Linked DNA regions of Homo sapiens: region 2 is linked to region 1. Evidence: chromatin loops called from intact Hi-C (ENCODE). Cell type or tissue: PC-9. All regions are shown on one strand. Links, peaks and the distances in the headings refer to the core of each region. The heading gives the core; the rest is flanking DNA.

Region 1 (9,781 bases), core at 15-8,014:
GCAGGTGGATCACGAGGTCAGGAGTTCAAGACCAGCCTGGCCAAGATGGTGAAACCTTGTCTCTACTAAAAATAAAAAATAATTAGCCGGGCATGGTGGCGGGCGCCTGTAATCCTAGCTACTGGGGAGGCTGAGGCAGAGAATGGCTTGAACCTGGGAGGTAGAGGTTGCAGTGAGCCAAGATCGCACCAGTGCACTCCAGTCTGGGCTATAGAGTGAGACTCCGTCTCAAACAAACAAAGCAAAAAAGAAAATGTTTTGAGGTTGTAGAAGTTGTATAAAGTTTGTTTCATAAAAATATCAGATTCTTTGGTTGAAATATATCATAACTCATGTATTTTAGCTGGACTACTTAGAAAAAAAAATTGCTTGGTCAGAATTTAAAAAGCATAATACTGAAGCAAGGTTATTTTGAAGTCTTTTGCTAATATTTTTCAAACTAAATTAAGTGACAACATTCCAAATTTCTCAAGGTACTGTATGTGGGAAAATTGTCACTTTGCATTTAGCTTATTAGTTTCATGAAAAATCTTTCTGTTAAGTAAAATTTTTAAGTATTTGACAGCAGCCTCGCACTACAACAACTCATGTTGTTCATGCAACGCAGGGCAGTGAGCAACCTAAATCAAACAAAAGAACTGAAAACTTTATAGCTGGAAAATGTTTTAAATTCAATTACAGTTTTCTTTGATTTAGAAATATTTAAATATTTAATGTAGAATGCTTATTAAATATGGGACTTTCCTTTCTGGCATTTCCAAGATCATGGTACTTTCAAGATAAAGATACAGGATGTCCAAGGCCTGTATTTTTACCTTAAACAATCTTCATGGCAAATAGTAATACTCAAAGACCAACCAAAACCTTGCAAAGCAAAGTCATTTTAAAAGAAATGATAGGATTTGAAGAAATATTTCTTTCATGGTTCTCCACTGCCTACCAAATCAAGTGGCACCTCTTAACTCTGCATTATAAGGCTCCCAAGTTCTGTTTTGCCAGCCTTGTCTCCCCACACTCTGGGTGCACACTCTGTGTTTCCTACCAGTACACTTTTCCCCAGGATGGTTCTCTTCCTAGAATTTCTTTATTCACTATCCCATCACAACCTGCCACATTTTCCACTCACTGAAATATTGTTTTTCAAGGTCCCTCAATACTACTTCCTCAGAAATGCCTCTTTGAACCTCTGTATGCCCTCACCTCCATGCTGGTGCCATTTCCATAACCTAGTGTTTTCCTTGTATTTTACCTGTGAATGTAACTTAGTCCCCTGGCTTAGTAGAGCTATGCAAATATGATCATCTGTTTGACCCATTCTAAGCTATGTACTTCTTGAGGGCAGAGACAATGTGTTAATTTCCTATATATTTGTATTTATATCACTTGTATCGAGAGAAGCACCTTGCTCATAATGATCACTAACTAAATATGTGATAAATTGGATACAAGACTGCTAAGAAAATGAATTATGCATCTTTTCACCGATGTTTCTTAAAGCTTACTTTTCCACTTTTATTATTTCAGAATGTTGACAAACAAACTCTGAGATGTAACCCAAGACCTGGGAAGGTAAGGATAACTTTCTCAAACTAAGATAAAGGTTAAACATTAGGTAACTTTCAGGCTTGAGGAATTTAATATAAGTGACTTAGATAATGATTTTATTCAAGGATTTAACATCTAAAGTAACATTTGCTTTTGTATATTTAGGATATTTATTTCTATGTTCTAGGACATTTTAGAATTTAAAATACATTCTAAAAATTAGTTATTGTAACTACTTACTGCTATTTACTGTGTTGCAGATGGTTATCTATGATCTCCATGAAAGTACATATAAACAAGAAGTCTACTGTAATATTCCTGATGCTACATCATGGTCTTTTCCAAATGGAGTTCTAATAAAAGTTGTAAGGGGCTGGTAAGAAGTTTCTTAAAATTTTATAGCATATTTTCTTAAATTAAATGTGTCTTCTTGCTGTTAATGCTTTTTTTTCTATTTTTTATTGAAGTCATATTCTCCTTCCTCTACTTTTCGACAGAAGATTTTGAAACATTATTATTAGTGTGTTATAACTTAATTGTTCTTTTTATTTACTATGGCATAAAATACAATCTGTTTTTAGTGCTTAAGCCAGTAAGTTGCAAGACCTAATCTATACAATCAATACCATTCTGTAACTACATTATTAGCAGGATAGATTTGGCAAGTTTGGGTGAATGCTTCAGTTGAATGAAGCATAGCTTTGAAAATGAGTTCAGAATTTGTGGGATGCTGAGGAATGTGAAGGCCACATAGTTAAAGTTGTTTGTATAGCTGACTTGCTCAAGAAGTGAAGGAATCTTTGTATGGTCTAAAAATGAGGGGCAACCCTATCTATTTATTATGGACCATGACCCATGGACATGCTGGAGCCAGAATTTATCTGTCCAGTGTTTAGGCTACCCAGGTCAGCATTCATGTCTTAAATCATATGGTGTAATCTCGTCTTCATATAATAAAATGGGACATGTGTCCTGTGTTATTCAGCAACAAGAAAATTAGAAGTATAATTTGGAATTGTTGCACTATTGTTTTTTATGCAACTGTATAGTTTCGTATAGACCACATCTATAAAGAGCATACATACATAAATATAGACATAGAAATATATTGTGGTACTATGTTCAGAAAGTATTTTTATTTCCAAGGTATATGCACTTTTATTTTTTCTTTACTGTTCGCCTGTACTTAAATTAGCATATATCATTGTTTCAAAAAATAGGGTTATATGCTAATAGTGGAAGATATCCCAGCTTAAAAAATTTAAGTAGACAAAATGGTCTGTGACTTATATGCCTTATTTCTTAGAAAATTAAATATAACTCATCATTGCATTTCTCTTTGTTTAGCTGGATTTTATATGAGAAACCACATTTCCGAGGTCAGAAATGTGTGCTAGAAGAAGGGGAAAAGGTGTTAAATCGTGACTGGATTCTTCAGAACAGAAGGCATCCACAAAGAAACTTTATATTGGGTTCTCTCAAACGTGTCTTAAAGGTAACAACTGTAGATTTTTCTATTTTTTATTTGATTTTATTTATCATATAGTAAACCTGTGCTGTGGCCTGGCGATGTTTACAAATCATTGCTAATTTTTGTGCTGTTATTAATCTTCATTACCATATTGATAATCTTTTGAATTTATGCAAATAGAGTGAATGGCAATTAAAAATATTAACCAGAGGTAATGTAGTTTATAAAATGTTACATGGGCCGGGCGTGGTGGCTCATGCCTGTAATCCCAGCACTTTGGGAGGCTGAGGTGGGCAGATGACCTAAGATTGGGAGTTCGAGACCATCCTGGCCAACATGGTGAAACCCTGTCTCTACTAAAAATACAAAAATTGGCCGGGCGTGGTGGTGCAAGTCTGTAATCCCAGCTACTCTGGAGGCTGAGGCACAAGAATCACTTGAACTCGGGACACGGAGGTTGCAGTCAATCAGGATCACGCCACTGCACTCCAGCCTGGGCGACAGAGTGAGATTCAGTCTCAAAAAGTAATAATAAATAAACATATAAAATGTTACATGATGTACTATATATATATTTTATAGGATTATACTATTGCTATTAAAATAAGCTAATAGGAATAGTATTCTCCTATAATAGTATACTATACACTATACTATAATAGTATACTACTATATTAGTATGCTACTGCTCCTACTGTAATACTCCTAGTAATATATAATAGTATAGTATTGGCTGGGCACTGTGGCTCACACCTGTAATCCCAGCACTTTGGGAGGCTGAGGTGGGTGGATCACTTGAGGTCAGGAGTTCAAGACCAGACTGGCCAACATGGTGAAACCCTGTCTCTACTAAAAATACAAAAATTAACCAGATGTCATGGTGGGCAGCTGTAATCCCAGCTTCACAGGAGGCTGAGGCAGGAGAATCACTTGAACCTGGAGGGCAGAGGTTGCAGTGAGCTGAGATCATGCCACTGCACTCAGCCTGGGCGACAGAGCAAGACTCTGTCTAATAATAATAATAATAATAATAATAGCAGCACAGTATTACAGAATACTCCTAATTAGTATACACTGTTCCTAATTAGAAGTATACTATTCAGGAATCTTAGAGATTCCTTATTGATTTCCAGATATATCTTTTTCTAGTGTAGATTGCTACTACTTAGTATAGACGTGTGTGCATGCATGTGTGTGTGTTAGGGGAAATAAGGGAGGATTGGAATAGGAAGGGAAGGTATTTTTTACTTTTCTGCTTAGAAAATATTAATACTAAGATGAGAAGGGTCTTCCAATATAATAAAATATTTTGTAAGAAGTTCTGTGGTAGTATAGAGGAGGGGTTAATTAGTGATAAGGACATCTTAGATAAGGACAGAATTCTCCTCACATGTATTCTTAAGATTTCCTTCATAATATGTGATACAGTACAGTTACTCATGTGACAGTAATGGATATATGTAGTTTTCAAGTTATGGAGATTTCATTTATATACATAAAAAGTATAAATTGAGATGAAAACTATCATGATGACTTGGATTGTTATTATTAAACTCTTGACAGTGGTCTATAGCATTCAGAGAAATTAAATATAGCCTACAGAAAAACTCTAAGTTATAAAGGTGTCTGCACATATTTTATGTGAATCAATACTGTCTGCAAAGCTGTAGGCAAACCTATATTTAACAATATTTGTGTCTGCTTTTGAGCCAATACTGTGGTGTGCACAGGGAATAGAAATACAAGTGAGATATGGTTCCTTACTTCAGGTTGCTTAAAGACTCGGGGAGAGCAGCTGAGTCACATGATTATATGATGTGAGAAGCGTTCTCCAGGGCACACAGAAGAAACAACTCACCTTTGGGAAGAGGCGTGTCACCTGGAGGAGGTGGCACCTGTTTGGAATGTTGCAAGGACTAACAGGAGTTAAGCAGTCTGGGAGATATGAGGGAGTTCCTGGCAGAGCCACTTTTGTCAGATACAGAGGTGAGCTTTGGTGGCCTAGTATACTGCAAGGAGATTAAGATGGCTGAAGTGGAGAGAGCAATGTCCATTTTCACTGAAAGATTTAACTGTAGTCAGTTCAGTTCTGCAGATAACCATTTGAGTGCTCACTCTATTAACTCAACTAGAAATTCCTTGAAAAAATGACTAGTTAGTTCGTAACTGAACTCTTCTAAGATTTATATCACTTGTGGTTTTGTGCTTTCTTTGTGAAATCAGGCACTATGCCAAGGCCTAGTGGGAAAAAAATGAGTAATATATGGCAAACAGCCACCTCTCTCACCCCCCCCACCAAAATCAAACAATAAAATCAAACAGATTTAATCTGGTGAGCATAGATATTTGAATGGATATTTGCACGTCCACCATTTGCTTAGAATATATTATAAGAAAGAGTAAGTCAGGCTTGTACTTTTTCTTCTAGTGTTTGTTCTCGGAATCATTTTTTTTTTAGTTGCAGTGTTAGTTCGTGTGTCTCGAACAGGTTAACAACTTTTAGTGAGGAAGGAAAATAAAACTATTGAGCATTGAATGGAAGAGGCATGAGCCTTGTTTAAATATTTTACAAAGTAATAATTAGGCATCAAACTGCTTCCTTTTTCCAACGTTGTCAGAATTCTTCCTATCGTTGCTTCACTTTCATGGTGGTTGTTTCCATGACGGATTCACTTCTCCCTATTCTATGCCAACTTTATCTTGTTGAATCATCTTTATATTAGTTGTTATATTGGTGTAGTCAAGACTTTAATGTCCTTTAAAGATAGTTATTTCATGATGTCTTCACTTTAGAGTACACCACCCAAACATTGTTTGTACAACACAATGCAGAGGAAATTTGTTTGTGTGAGACAGTTAGTTACGTATTTTGTTACTGTAACTCAGATCCCTGGGGGGACATTAATATGGAAATATTTGAAATAATGTTACTAGAACTCTATTATTAATAGCATACAAAAGAGCCTTGAGGATTGACAGGTATAGCGAATAACCTCAGTAATCAGTAATTGTAGATTCCAGTTAAGGGTTGTCTTTGTACCCAGGGAAAATAATTGGGGGTGAAGGTAGTAGTGTGGTGAATCTTGATTCAAGTGCTTTCATTTATAAAATTAGAATAAATGAATATTGCAAATTACTATGTTTACTGTGTATTTAAGGTTTTTTTTAAAAGATATGACATCTTTCTTATGGTAAGATCTGTTGTTAGATGCAGGACTGAGGTATCTTATATAAGGTAGAGACAAATATATTTTCTTACTGTGTTTGTTTACTGTGATTTTGTTAACTATAAAACTGTCTTCATTCTTACTAATTGCCATAATAGTATAAGTTTGCAAATTTCACTAATATATTTGAAAAGTGTAGCAGGACTACGAAAGTATACAAGGAAGCCATATAAACTTAAATTGTTTTTTGTTTCTAGGTTACTTTAAAGTGGCTTGCAGTTGCTCGTGTTTGACTTTCTTTGTCCATCAAGAATTATACATATGTTTTGCAAAGCATGCTATTTCTGTGAATAGCCACCGTGAAGATAGAACTTAACAGTGAAATCTTTTTCAATCAACTAGAGCAAAAATTAGTTTTCTAGTGAAGATAACAGCAAACATATGCCTTCTCATTTTTGTTTATTTTCATTTTTTAGTGATTACACTTTTGCTATTATACTGTTTCCATCTGTGTTGTTGTAGACTTGAATGCTTCTTAGCTTTTCCCTTTTAGAGTACACCACCCAAACATTGTTTGTACAACACAATGCAGAGGAAATTTGTTTGTGTGAGACAGTTAGTTATGTATTTTGTTACTATAACTCAGATCCCTGGGGGGACATTAATTTGGAAGTATTTGAAATAATGTTACTAGAACTCTATTATTAATAGCATACAAAAGAGCCTTGAGGATTGACAGGTGACTGTTCTAAACATTTCTGCTTATTTTTGAAGTGAAACTTTAGAACGAAGTATACTTTTATACTTTAAAGGATATTTTAGATTATGCTTCTTTACTATTTTGCATTTTAGAACCAATTTTCTGAAAATGAGATGTATAAACTTGCTTGCTTTTGTATATTAATAAGAATGATTGAGAATTCAGTTTGGGGAAAAGTTGAAAAATCAGACTATTATACTTTTAGAATTGCAAAACTTAAGTAGAATTGTTCAGTCTCTTATAAATGCCACCTCTATTATTACATTTACCTATTAAAGCATATGCATTTGAATCTCACAGTGTCATAGGGGATAATTACTAAAACTTGAGTTGTATCGAGTTCTATCATTAAATACTCATGAGTATTGAGATAGTGTGTTAAGACAGAAATGTACCTGTAATTTCAGAGAAGGGAAAAAATAATTGTAATTTTGATTCCCTAAGAAGGGATAAGGTCTTTTTTTGAGTTAGAACTTGACTATTAGAAGAGCTTTTTGAAAGTAAGAATACAAAGAATTATTTCTTTAGTTGAGATAGGGGAAACATCTGCAAAGCCTACAGAGGCTGGAGTGGAAGTGGAGATAGCATGAAGACCAATATGATTGCAGAGTTGTAGGAAGTTAGTGTGGATCACTAGTTTGGTGTCCTATTATAGAAAGACAAACAGAAACATGAATTTGATGTGCTTGGGTCTGAAGCCAATGAGTTTCTTGAGGAAAGTGATGTTCTAACAAGTTCAGCTGTCTAAAGAGTAGTAGCTAGTGCTTGACTAGTGGTTGTAAGTAGGCCTGTAATCAAAGTTTGGGCCTAACCAAGGGCTGTGACAGTGGAAATATGTAAGAAGAGATATGCATGAGGGAAATTTTTAAGGAAGGTCTCACAGGACAATGGGTGCATGATTTTTTAAGACTGTGATGGAGTAAAGGGTCAATTTCATAATGCTTTTCTTCTTCAAACCTACTGCACTAGGAAATGGAGTCCTACAGGGAGGAAAACAGATTTCCTTTACCCTCACCTCTAATGACTATTTCTTTTGTCAATGTAAATTAGATAAACACTGAAGAGGGTACTGCTTCTCTACTTGTTTTTTTATATCCCCGATGAGATCAGCTTTTATTTAACTCTCTTCCTCCCTTATGGTTTTATTATACTGCTAAGAAGGAAGGCTTACAGACATTTGGCACTCAAATAGTTTGGTAACTCTGAAATCTGAACTCAATTTGGTAACTCTAAGCATTGCTTAATGGAACGAATCTTTAAAAAACAAAGCAGAAACATTGAGACAATAATTTTTCCATAAAATTTATGATTTTCATGTCATTAACAGCTTTTTAGAAAAACTTTTTAAAAAAAAAAAGGGTGAGGAGAAACAATATTTCCTTTATGTTTTCTTTGTGAAGAAATTCAACTCAATAATGAGAACAGTGTAACTGTATGTCCAGGACATTGAGAAGACTGGACTGTGTGACTCTAGTTGATTTCAAAGCCAAATTATTTTTTTTTTTCAGGACTGCAGCATTCCAGAAATAGAGCTTTTCCCACAATCTGACCCAGCCTGTTGTCCTGTCTACATACAGAGAGCAGTCCCCAATTTGGAAGAACTGAATATCTCCAAATCTGTGTCCTTCACTGTGAAGTCAGGAGTGTACGTATCAGTTCCTTTTTATTATAGTGATTGATGGCCACCAATTTCATATTTCAATAGATGACATACATTTTTCTAAAGTTTCTAGCTAATGTTTATACTCTCAGTCACCCAAGAAAGACTGCAGGGGTTAAAAGATTCTTTGGATCTAATTAGAGCTTTGATATATGACTCACAGGAGCAGGTATAGAATTCTGAGATGTAGTTCTTGATATATGGATCTATTGTCTTTTCATCCAACAAATTCTGTGATTGAGAAATAAAAGCATGTCCCTGGCCTAAAATTTTGGAGCCTGAACTATTTCTAGAGTGTCTAAGTTCTGATAGTCACTGACTGCCTCTGTGGTATCAGGCACATATGGCTTTTTTGTTTATGACTCCTCTGTTCCTGAAAGGCAGATGGTGTTACTCTCATATTATATATGAGTGATTTGTCCCAGGCTACTAGCCGGTAAGCATGGATTTGATACTAGGCCTCTCTGGTTCTAGAGGTATCTGTTAGGACTATGGGTCTAAGTTCAGTCTTAGTTCATTCCCAGATTGACTTGACTCCAAACCCTGTGGATATCTGGCTCAACATGAAACCCTCTGCTCCCTCACTGTTTTTGTTTACTTTGATGATGGTTGGTATACAATTCTGGGGACACTGTAGGACAACATTTTTGTCTCCCCCACATGTGAATTAGAACTTGTGGGCAGGCTGGCCATGTGTGGTGGCTCACGCCTGTAATCCCAACACTTTGGGAGGCCAAGGTGGGTGGATCACCTGAGGTCAGGAGTTCGAGACCAGCCTGACCAACATGGAGAAACCCCATCTCTACTAAAAAAATACAAAAAAATTAGCTGGGCATGGTGGCGCATTCCTGTAATCCCAGTAACTTGGGAGGCTGAGGCAGGAGAATCGCTTGAACCCAGAAGGCAGGGGTTGTGGTGAGCTGAGATAGCACCATTGCACTCCAGCCTGGGCAACAAGAGCAAAACTCTGTCTCAAGAAAAAACAACAAAAACAAAAACAAAAAACAACTTTGGGGTAGGCCAGTAATTGGCTGTGTCCATGAGGAATGTCTGTAATTATCAAGCTTAGCTGGAAGATGGGTCTTTTGGGAATCCAATTGCAAATACTGTTCCTTAGGCAGCCAATAGAACTGATATTGATTCTGAAAACGTGGCTCAAAATGTAAAACACCTTGTGG
Region 2 (9,781 bases), core at 1,082-9,081, 71 kb after region 1:
CAGAACACTCACTCCTCCAGGTTCTGTCCTCTACAAGCTTCTCGCTCAACATATGGACTCTGGAAGTACTACCTGAGTTCAAAATTGCACTACTCCACCAATTATTAGGTGTGTGACCCTGGTCAATTATTCAGTCTATGTAAGTCAAGAATAGTATCCTATAAAAGCCATCTAATAAAGTCCACAGAAAATTTTTTTTTTCCAAATTGGATTTAACTTAGTGGAACAATACCCAATAAAAACAGACTAGCCTTACAGGGTCATCTGCGTGGGGAAGGAGTCGTGAGGGATCATCACTTTATTGAGTATAATGCCTAAGATAAGGAAAACACTGAAGTAGTCTGGGCCATAAGCTGGTGCATAAGCAAACTGTTCTGCTAAAGATTAAACCATGTGCTTGTAAAACATTTGCTATTTTGAATAGATACAATCAAAAACAAATTCTAAGCTTCCTCCAAAGACTATGATAAAAATGTATATAGAATCAGTGTTGGAAGGGACCTTATAGATTATCTATCTCAGTGGTTCTCTCTTGGTCATAATTAAGAGTTTTATTAAAGTTAGTAAAAAATACTCTTTTCACTCAACCCTGAGAAAGAACAGCAGCCAAAAAGCTGGCCTGGCACTCACAGCTAGGTCTTTGTGTTCTCCTGTTGAACACAGGCAATTCCACAGAATGCTAACATCAGAGATCACTGTCACCATGATAGGTCAAAACAAAACACCACCACTCCGTACATACTCATGTCTGGACTCAGGCAAGGCAAGAACATATTCCAAACCACAACACTGACCGAACATCCCCCTACTCTGGCTAATGAGTGACCACTTCCGCTTTACCATTGATAACTTCAGCCTCATACATTCCTCCTGCCTACCAGATAACATTTAGGAGACTTAATCATAGAATCCCTTCCATTTCCTGACAGCATCCAATCCAGAGCAAAGCCCTGCTTCCTTGAACCCTCTCCAAAATCACCTAACATACACCTGAGTCCTATAAGTCTTTTCTAACACCGTTTTACTGAGATGCCCTGCAGTTCTCAATGGTGTGTGGTCTTCCCACTGCAACAAGTCAATAAATCCAATTTCGTCTGAATTCAGGAGTATGTTCTTGGTGGTCTTTGCTATAGGATACTGACATCATCCATCTGGAAGTCATCAATGACATCATCCATCCAAAAGTATGTTATATCATTTGCAGCCTAAATCTGTCATAAATTAGGCACCTGTGCCTTGGAGAAGGTTGATGATAATCTTGGACATTTCTTGAATCTCACTGGCTGATGGTAACAATTTTACCCATGCTATGATTTGGATGTTTGTCCCATCCAAATCTCATGTTCAAATTTGATCCCCAGTGTGGAGGTGCAGCCTAAGGGGAGGTGTTTGGGTCACATTGTGGGGAGCAGATCCCTCATGAATAGATAATTCCCTGGGGTTGGGGGCGGTGAGTGACTTCTTGTTCCATTAGTTCCCATGACAGCTGGTGTTAAAAAGAGCCTGGCACTTCTCCTCGCTCTTGCTTCCTCTCTCACCATGTGTTCTGCAAATGCCAGCTCCCTTTCCCCTTCCACTGTGAGTAGCCTGAGGTTTTCTCCAAATGCAGATACCAGCACCATGCTTCTTGTACAGCCTGCAGACCATGAGCCAAATAAACTTCTTTTCTATATAAATTACCCAGCCTCAGGTATTCCTTTAAGCAACACAAATAAAGACAACCCAACCCTGACTTAATTCCAACAAGATTATTTCAATGTTCAAATTTTGAAAACTTCCTGAAGACTATGAATACCAGAGTACCTATAAATATACATATTTCTCACCCAAAAGGACAGGGCTCTTATTTCCCATCAGGGTGGGATACAAGTTCTTTCCAAATGACTTCTAAGATACAGGTTGCTAAAGGTTGAGTGCAGCACATCTCGTCTGCCCATATTCACTAAGGATGGATGTGGTCCACATTAACACGAAAGCACTTCATACTTTCCATCTGTTCAAAAAGGAGCCTACCCAGAAAAACCGTAAACATCCTGCATTAGCCTCTGACCACCCAGAAGAAAACAGCAAGCTCCACCTGGTGTTGACAGCTCTGCCCCATCTCCCGCAGAGTAAGGGGGGAGTCTGTGCATAATAAAATCCTTCTTCATGTCTGAGGAAAGCAGTTCTTTGGTGCCCTCCAGCCGGTCTGCAAGTGTCCTCAGGAAGCCACTTAATCGTCTTGTAGCAACAGTTGTGGATTCCACCTGCTAGGAACACAGAAGTGAGTCCTGGCCCAGATGCCAGCAGAACTTACTGCCCAGCTCAGTCTCCACAGTAGACTGCAAAACTGCCAGCCACCGGGTATAGACATTAATCCATGTCATTCCAAAGGGGAAGGGACAACCTGAGCCCCTAAGAATGATATCTCATCATTTCCTTATAAACACTGTTAATTCTAAGCTGCCTATTGTTTGCAAAAAATTTTCAGAATTTTGCCTAGAAATAGAGATCCTTGGAAATATGGTACAGTCTGAGCTCTGCCTTTTGGAAAGCAGGTCACTGTCCTAAGATGAATGCTTCAGAGAAAGCAACCTTTGCTCAACTCAGCTCTAATCCACTCATCTCAAAACTAATCAAATAACACTCCTGTTTCAAAATGTAATAAAAGAACAGGAGGCCAACGAATACACCGAGGCCAGGATCTCCAGTACAGTGAGTTTCTCTTAACTAGTAATCTGATGTGTGCTAAATCTACAGTTCTCCTGGCCGTACTATTCATTTACTCAACCAACATTTTCACACTGCCTGCTACTGCCACTGTGAAATACAGAGCTGTCTGTACAACATCACAGTTCTTTGGATCACCACATAACACATGGCACTCCACTCATTCTGCAAGTCACACAGCTCAGCAGTGCAGCACAGTAGACAAGCCTGGCTCATGTTGGAAGAAGTATCCTGGGGTCCTTAAGGTAGGACTTCAGCTGGCCTGGGCTGCAGCTACCATCCTTCATTCCTACCTGCCTTTACTCCTTACCAGGAGCAGCTGCCGGGGTATGCCGGTCCGTAACTCCACGTCTTCCTTTGCAGTATCAAATACAAGCCCCGAGATGGTATCCAAAAGGAAATCTCCCCATGAACTAGGATATGCACCAAGGGGGAAAAAAAAACCAAAACAGTGAGTGCATACGAAATATACATAAAATACTTATTGCTAGTAAAGCCAAAAGCTACAAATTGGATTATGGCTTCCCTGTCCAGGCATTTTGAGTTCCATTAATTGGACATTACTCAGCATGGAAATCTAAGACCTTCATCAACCACCCTGTTTCCTCCCTCCCCGTTCCAGACACTCACTTGCAAAGTTAAAAGTGGGAAGCTAGGCTTCAATACTGATTTCTCTTAAAAGCTCTCAGAAAATTAACCATAGACTTTCATAAAACAGGAAGTTCAATGGACCAAATTTTTAACAAAAGTGTCTATGAGGGGAGATTTGTAGGAAATTTAAACAGTCATTATAGGATCTAAAACCAAATTTTATGTGCAATAAATACAACAAATTTGGGGTAACAGCAAGATATCTGGATTGTGTAATTATTTGAACAGTTGTATGTTACATTTTCCTTGTCACTTACAAGGGATGCTACTCCTAAAGAAAATATCTACCATCAATAATTCCAAAACAATTATGTCTAGCAGTGGTTTTACCGGGGGATAGAAGCCAGTGACTAAAAATAACATCTAGGGACAAATATCCCTATTCAATTACCTTTGCTTTCTCTGGGGTATCTGGAATTGGCTCATTCCTAAGTGCGTGCCGGTGTAAGAAATGCACTCTGTGGGGATGCTCTCTTTAAACATTTCTTAGCTATTTAAAATTTTCCTGTGTCACCAGCAGATTTCAAATTGCCGGCTAGTAGAAAATGGAAATTCACAGTATGACTTTTACTTCTCACTCAGTAAGCAAAATTAACACTGTTATGCTTCCCTCCCAGAAAAGTTGCAAAGGAGGACAAAAGCCACATGAGAGACACTTTTCCCAAGACATCTACTACCTGGCGGCCTCACTGCTTTGTGACTTAATGTTATATCCAACCCTGCATCTTTAATTGAGTCTCAACCCGGAGGGCACATGCAGATCTCTCAGCACCATACAATATGTGCTTCCTTTGCAGGTTTATGTAGGTGGAAGTCATACAGCAACAGCTCATGGAGGAATTTAGTAGAAGTTAAATAGTGCTCCTCTAAGAGTCAGAATAGATATTGGGACTTCCCACAATTTAGGAATATCTCTTGAAGGGTCCACTTTGGTAAAACAACCAAATCAACAACATACAGCAGACCCCCAAACACTCCAACAATGCTACCTTGACAGGTGTTAGGAAGAGGCCCCAAATATTCACCTTTACATGGTACCTGAAGGAGCATTAGGCTCAAAACACAGGATCATTTCTGGGGAGCAATGGCCCTCAAGTCACATCTTCTCATTCTAGCTCCAGCATCACTGTCCAAGACACAGGTCAAAATCCAGCCTGGACACATTGATCATGGTACCCACCCACAATCCTAAGCAGGCAACTTCTGTAACTTAGGAAGCTCTTCCCAGCCCCAGCTGAAAAGAGAAGAAATGAATAGGACCCAGGGGCAGCCGGCCAGTTCCTCACTCTTGGGATTGGGAAACAGAGAGTGAGTCAGGTCCTTAGCAGAAGCAAAAGCTAACAGGGTCAATGAGATGGAGGTCAGAGTAGCAACTGGTGATGGCCTAATGTTATGAGTAAACAGAAGCTGAAGAAGGAACAGAAGGGAGAAAACACCAGTCACTAGAAAACCAGTTGGTAGCAGCAAGAGAAATGGAAAAGAGAATTACAGAAAGGGAGTACCTGAGAAACATTAACGATGGGACACCCACAGATGCACGGATATTCAAAGGGCCAAACTATGTGGTCCAGAACTGCTCTGAATCCAGAATGGACTTCTAATTCCAGCCTCTCTGTAGCCTGGAGTTTCTAGGACTCACTCCCTCAAGTGACCCTGCACTTCTTGAGCTGGCTTTGGTGACTTTCTGTCCCTTAAAATGCAAGGAACCTACCTAGCCAAAGTGATGAGGGCATTTTTCAAAATGGAAGCCTAATACAAACTTGGGCCTTCTACTTGTGGGAAAGATAGCACTAAACTAGGGCCAGGCCTCAGCTAATTCCTCCAGTAAGTCTTTTAAATGTAGAGGTGAAATTCACACTGAAAAGTCTGATGAGGAAGCAGAGGTATGCTTACTAACTTGTTTTGCAAGTTCTGGCCCTGAAGGTAGGAGGTGACTTGCCGTCCCTTGGACCTAGAATGTCCTCTCCTACTCTGATCTGCTGACCCACCCCTACTTACTCATCCTTTAAGACTCACTCAGCATTGGTGTCATTTCTGAAGGCTTCTCTAATGCCCCTACTTAGCTAAATGCATTCCTCTATGCTCCAAGAGTCTCCTCTGCAAACCTACAATAGAATTTATCACACCATCTCTTCTCCTACAACCAATTCCAAAGTATAAGCTCTCTCAAAACCCCTTCGATAAAATCCTTGAATTCCCAGCAACAAACACAATGTCTAGTACATATTTGTTTAACACATTAACTCATGACTAGTATTTTTTTTTTTTTCCTGAGACAGGGTCTCGCTCTGTCGCCCAGGCTGGAGTGCAGTGGCGTGATTTGGATCACTGCAACCTCCACCTCCTGTGTTCAAGTGATTCTCCTGCCTCAACCTCCAGAGTAGCTGGGATTACAGGTGCACACCACCACACCTGGCTAATATTTGTATTTTTTTTAGTAGAGATGGGGTTTCACCATGTTGGCCAGGCTGGTCTCAAACTTCTGACCTCAAGCGATCCACCCGCCTCAGCCTCCCAAAGTGCTGGGATTACAGGAGTGAGCCACCACGCCTGGCCATGATTAGTATTTTTAAATATGATTTGGACCAGCAAGGTTGCTGCTTTTTGGATATAACTCACACAGCACTGCCACCCAGTGAGGAGGTACTAGCTGAAATGAACATGATTTTAATTGGAACTGCTGTCAGCACATGCACTTTAGTTCCTGCTGTTCCAGACTGCCTGTCCTACTTTAACTTCATGGACTGTAAAAAGAGAAACCCTCAAAGAGACCAAGAGATTTCAATGGGTACAGAGTTTCTGTTGGAATAAACATGTTTTAGAAACGAATAGTGGTGATGGCTGCACAAGAGTGTGAATGTAATTAATGTCAAACTATGCTTTAAAATGGTTTAAAATGGTATATTTTATGTTCTATATATTTTATCATATTAAAAAAAAAGAGAGAGAGTATGAGCCCAGCCTGGCATCACTAACACACTGATGTACCCACAGCTAGTCTCTTTCTTTCCAAACTATGTGACTCTCTATTTGGGCAATGCCCCACATCCTACAGAGTCAGGTTCATGATGTCCCCAGAAGCAAGTCCAGAGGGACCAGTCACATACATGGGACATCAAAGGAATGTGGAAGTCAGTAAAGGACATAAACCCTGGGGTTTGCATAGGAGGTAGGGGCCAACTCCCTCATATCCCTCCTGAATGTGGCTGCTGCAGGCCAGGACTCAGAGCTGTCCTAGCATGTGCAGCTGGGAGGCAGTGTTTACTTGTTCTGGTAGGTGCTGATGGTCACGTGAGTAGAGTGGGCCAGCCCCGCAGGAGTGTCCGCTTGATGAATGGTTCCTCTGGGAAAGTACAACAAATCACCCGGCTAAAGGAAGGAATAGGAAAGGGTAGAGAAGTTAATAAGTATTCCTTCTCAGTCCTCTTCATTTCAGGGAGATAAATATGGGCTTTGAGTCTCAGTTCTCCATTCTAGAAACCACAACCTCAAGGCACAGTCTATATGCTGGGCTCATGTCGTGTGCAGCTAGTCTAGCTTCTCTGTGTCCGTGAGCCTGTCACTGTTAACCATGATCCACGAGAGGCTCTCGGTGCCTGAAGTCACTATCTTTTCATTCTCAAGCTGAGACTAGACTCACCTGAGACTACCCTGCCCTGATGCAGGGATCAAGGAAGGTAACATCCTGTGCCTGGGACGCCTGCTTCCTCCCTCTTGCATGCTTCAGTGGTTAAGAGTAGGAGCTTGAATTTAGAGTCACACAGACACAGCCACTTACTGGCTGATGATCTGGCAATTTACCTGCCCAAAGCCTCAGTTTCTTTATCTGTAAAATGAAGTTTAATAGCCCCAAACCTTACAGGATTATTTTGAGGATTAGAGATGCTGCTTCCAAGCTCTTAGGGCAATGATGGGCATGTGATTGGATTATATGATTTTATCCGCCAGTCCCCCACTTCCTGATAATTTTTGAGTACTTCTAGGCGCAGGGTCTGTATCTTACCATCTTGTCTTTCCCAGAGCCTACCCTAGCAAAGCACCTAGCACTCAACACAGGCTCAATGAATGTTGGGATGAATTGAAAAACTATACAATCCCTATTTCAACTGAAAAATAAGATGTAATCAAAAATTCATCATTTTCTTGGGCAGCTGAGCCTCCTCTACCCTATTCCAAGTGGGTGGACCAAAACATTCTCCCCAAATTACTCCTGCCCTGAGCTGCCTCCTTCCCAATCCCACTCAGGCCAAAATATTCCATGTAGCAGCTACCTATGGAGAAAAGAGGGAATCTTGAGGGCAGCTCATCTTCTCTCTGCAACTACAAGAGGTAGTCTAGTGCAATGGTTAAGACCATGAGCCCTGGAGAAAGAGCTCAAGAAATGCCAGCTTAAAAAAAAAAATTAAGATTCTCCTCAAAGCAAGAGGAATATATCATGATATATATTCATAAGAGCTATCTTAGTTGCAAATTTTCCCTGAATGACAACAAACTGACAGTACTTCAAGTAAATGCTTTACTGATAATTATAACTATCATTTACTGAGTGTCTCTGTGCCAGCCTGAGTGAGACTCTCAGGTATACAGTCACATGCCACTTAACAATGGGGTTATGTTCTGAGAAAAGTGGTATGTCACTGCGCAAACATCAGTGTACTTACAAATCTAGGTAGTATAGTGTACTACCTACATTACATGGTACAGCCTACTGCTCCTAGGCTCCAAACCTATACAGCATGTGACTGTACTGAATACTGTAGAAAACTGTAACACAATGGTGTTTGTGTACTTAAATATATCTAAACGTGGACAAGAAAAAACACAGTATAAACAATAATAAATGGTACATCTACATAGGACTGGAAGTTACTCTGGGTGAGCCCGTCAGTGATGGTAAGTGAATGGGAGAGCCTAGGGCCCTACTGTACACTTTTATATGACTAGCAAAGAAGTAGGGTTGTTTAGACCAGCATCACCACAAACACGTGAGTAATGCGTAGCACTACAACATTTTACAATGGCTACAATAACACTAGGTGATAGGAATTTTTCAGCTTCATTATAACCTTATGGGACAACTGTCACATATACAGTCTGTTGTTGACTAAAATGTCAACTGGCACATGACTATATTTCATTCATTTCATACACATTTGCCCCACCCTCCTGGCTGGAAAACGTAAGTAAACATTCTCCCCTACAGCCTCCTGAAGGAATGCAGTACAGCAACCCTAGAGAGATCCCTTTTAGTCTCCTGACCTTCAGAAGCATAAAATAATGAATTTATGTTGTTTTAAACCATTGAGTTTGTGGTAATTTGACAAGAAGCAACAGAAAAACTCAGACAGACATACAGATATTGCCTCTAAAGATTTTTTTTTTTTTTTGAGACGGAGTTTCGTTCTTGTTGCCCAGGCTGGAATGCAATGGCGTGATCTCGGTCACTGCAACCTCCATCTCCTGGGTTCAAGTGATTCTCCTGCCTCAGCCTCCTGAGTAGCTGGGATTACAGGCATGAGCCACCACGCCCAGCTAATTTTGTATTTTCAGTAGAGATGGGGTTTCTACATGTTGGTCAGGCTGGTCTCGAACTCCTGACCTCAGGTGATCCACCTGCCTCGGCCTCCCAAAGTGCTGGGATTACAGGCGTGAGCCACCGCACCCCGCCTAAAGATTTATTGTAAAGGAGGCAGCAAAATAATATTTTTCAATCCTCATAGCCTGCAAGGTAAATATCATGATCTCTGTTTTAATAAAGAGGAAACTGAGACTTGGATTAATAACTTGACCAAGGACATACAGCTAATAAGTGACAGCAGCTGAATTCAAACTCAGATCTGTCAGATCCCTGAGCCACAGAGTGGTGTTTCCATCACAGGCGTGATCTCATCCTGGGAGTCTGGGTCTGCAGATGAACTGCACGGGCTGCCACTAGCATAGGGGAAAGAAGCGGATAAGGGCTCCAAGACCCCCACTGTCACCCTCCCATGCCCATCCCTCAACCACAGCCACTAAGCCTTTCTATTTCATCATTGGGCATTGACACAAGGTTTCGCCTGAAGAGGCCCACTGGTTAAAAGCTCAAATGTGGGCCAGGCGCAGTGGCTCACGCCTGTAATCCCAGCACTTTGGGAGGCCGAGGCAGGTGGATCACGAGGTCAGGAGTTTGAGACCAGCCTGGCCAACATGGTGAAACCGTCTCTACTAAAGATACAAAAAATTAGCCGGGCATGGTGGTAGGCAGCTGTAATCCCAGCTACTCGGGAGGCTGAGGCAGGAGAATTGCTTGAACCCGGGAGGCGGAGGTTTCAGCTAGCTGAAATCACGCCATTGCACTCCAGCCTGGGTGACAGGGTGAGACTCTGTCTTAAAAAAAAAAAAAAAAAAATGACATGCACATACACATACACACTTGAACAAT

What was found. Peaks named below come from ENCODE experiments on the same cell type or tissue, not always from the same donor. Only the 100,000 strongest peaks of a DNase experiment are listed, where the experiment ranks them.
Region 2: a loop joins it to region 1, with 2.0 times the contacts of the local background. A loop is called at or near these places in 3 of 110 quality-filtered maps.

The regions. Positions count from the first base shown.
Region 1 is chr3:97,878,180-97,887,960 of GRCh38, forward strand. It overlaps CRYBG3 (crystallin beta-gamma domain containing 3), which reads left to right. Exons shown (of 22, transcript NM_153605.4): 5 at 1,525-1,569; 6 at 1,806-1,921; 7 at 2,893-3,040; 8 at 8,452-8,588. Among named protein-coding and RNA genes, the nearest start is that of CRYBG3, 61 kb to the left of the region's middle. In PC-9, for the core only: no CTCF peak of the experiment used is centred there; DNase peaks (open chromatin) are centred at 4,892 and 5,172; H3K4me3 peaks cover 981 bases; H3K27ac peaks cover 1,508 bases.
Region 2 is chr3:97,947,767-97,957,547 of GRCh38, forward strand. RIOX2 (ribosomal oxygenase 2) reads right to left here. Exons shown (of 10, transcript NM_153182.4): 5 at 6,626-6,729; 6 at 3,020-3,122; 7 at 2,078-2,249. Among named protein-coding and RNA genes, the nearest start is that of RIOX2, 20 kb to the right of the region's middle. In PC-9, for the core only: no CTCF peak of the experiment used is centred there; DNase peaks (open chromatin) are centred at 4,715, 5,285 and 8,545; H3K4me3 peaks cover 1,018 bases; H3K27ac peaks cover 2,213 bases.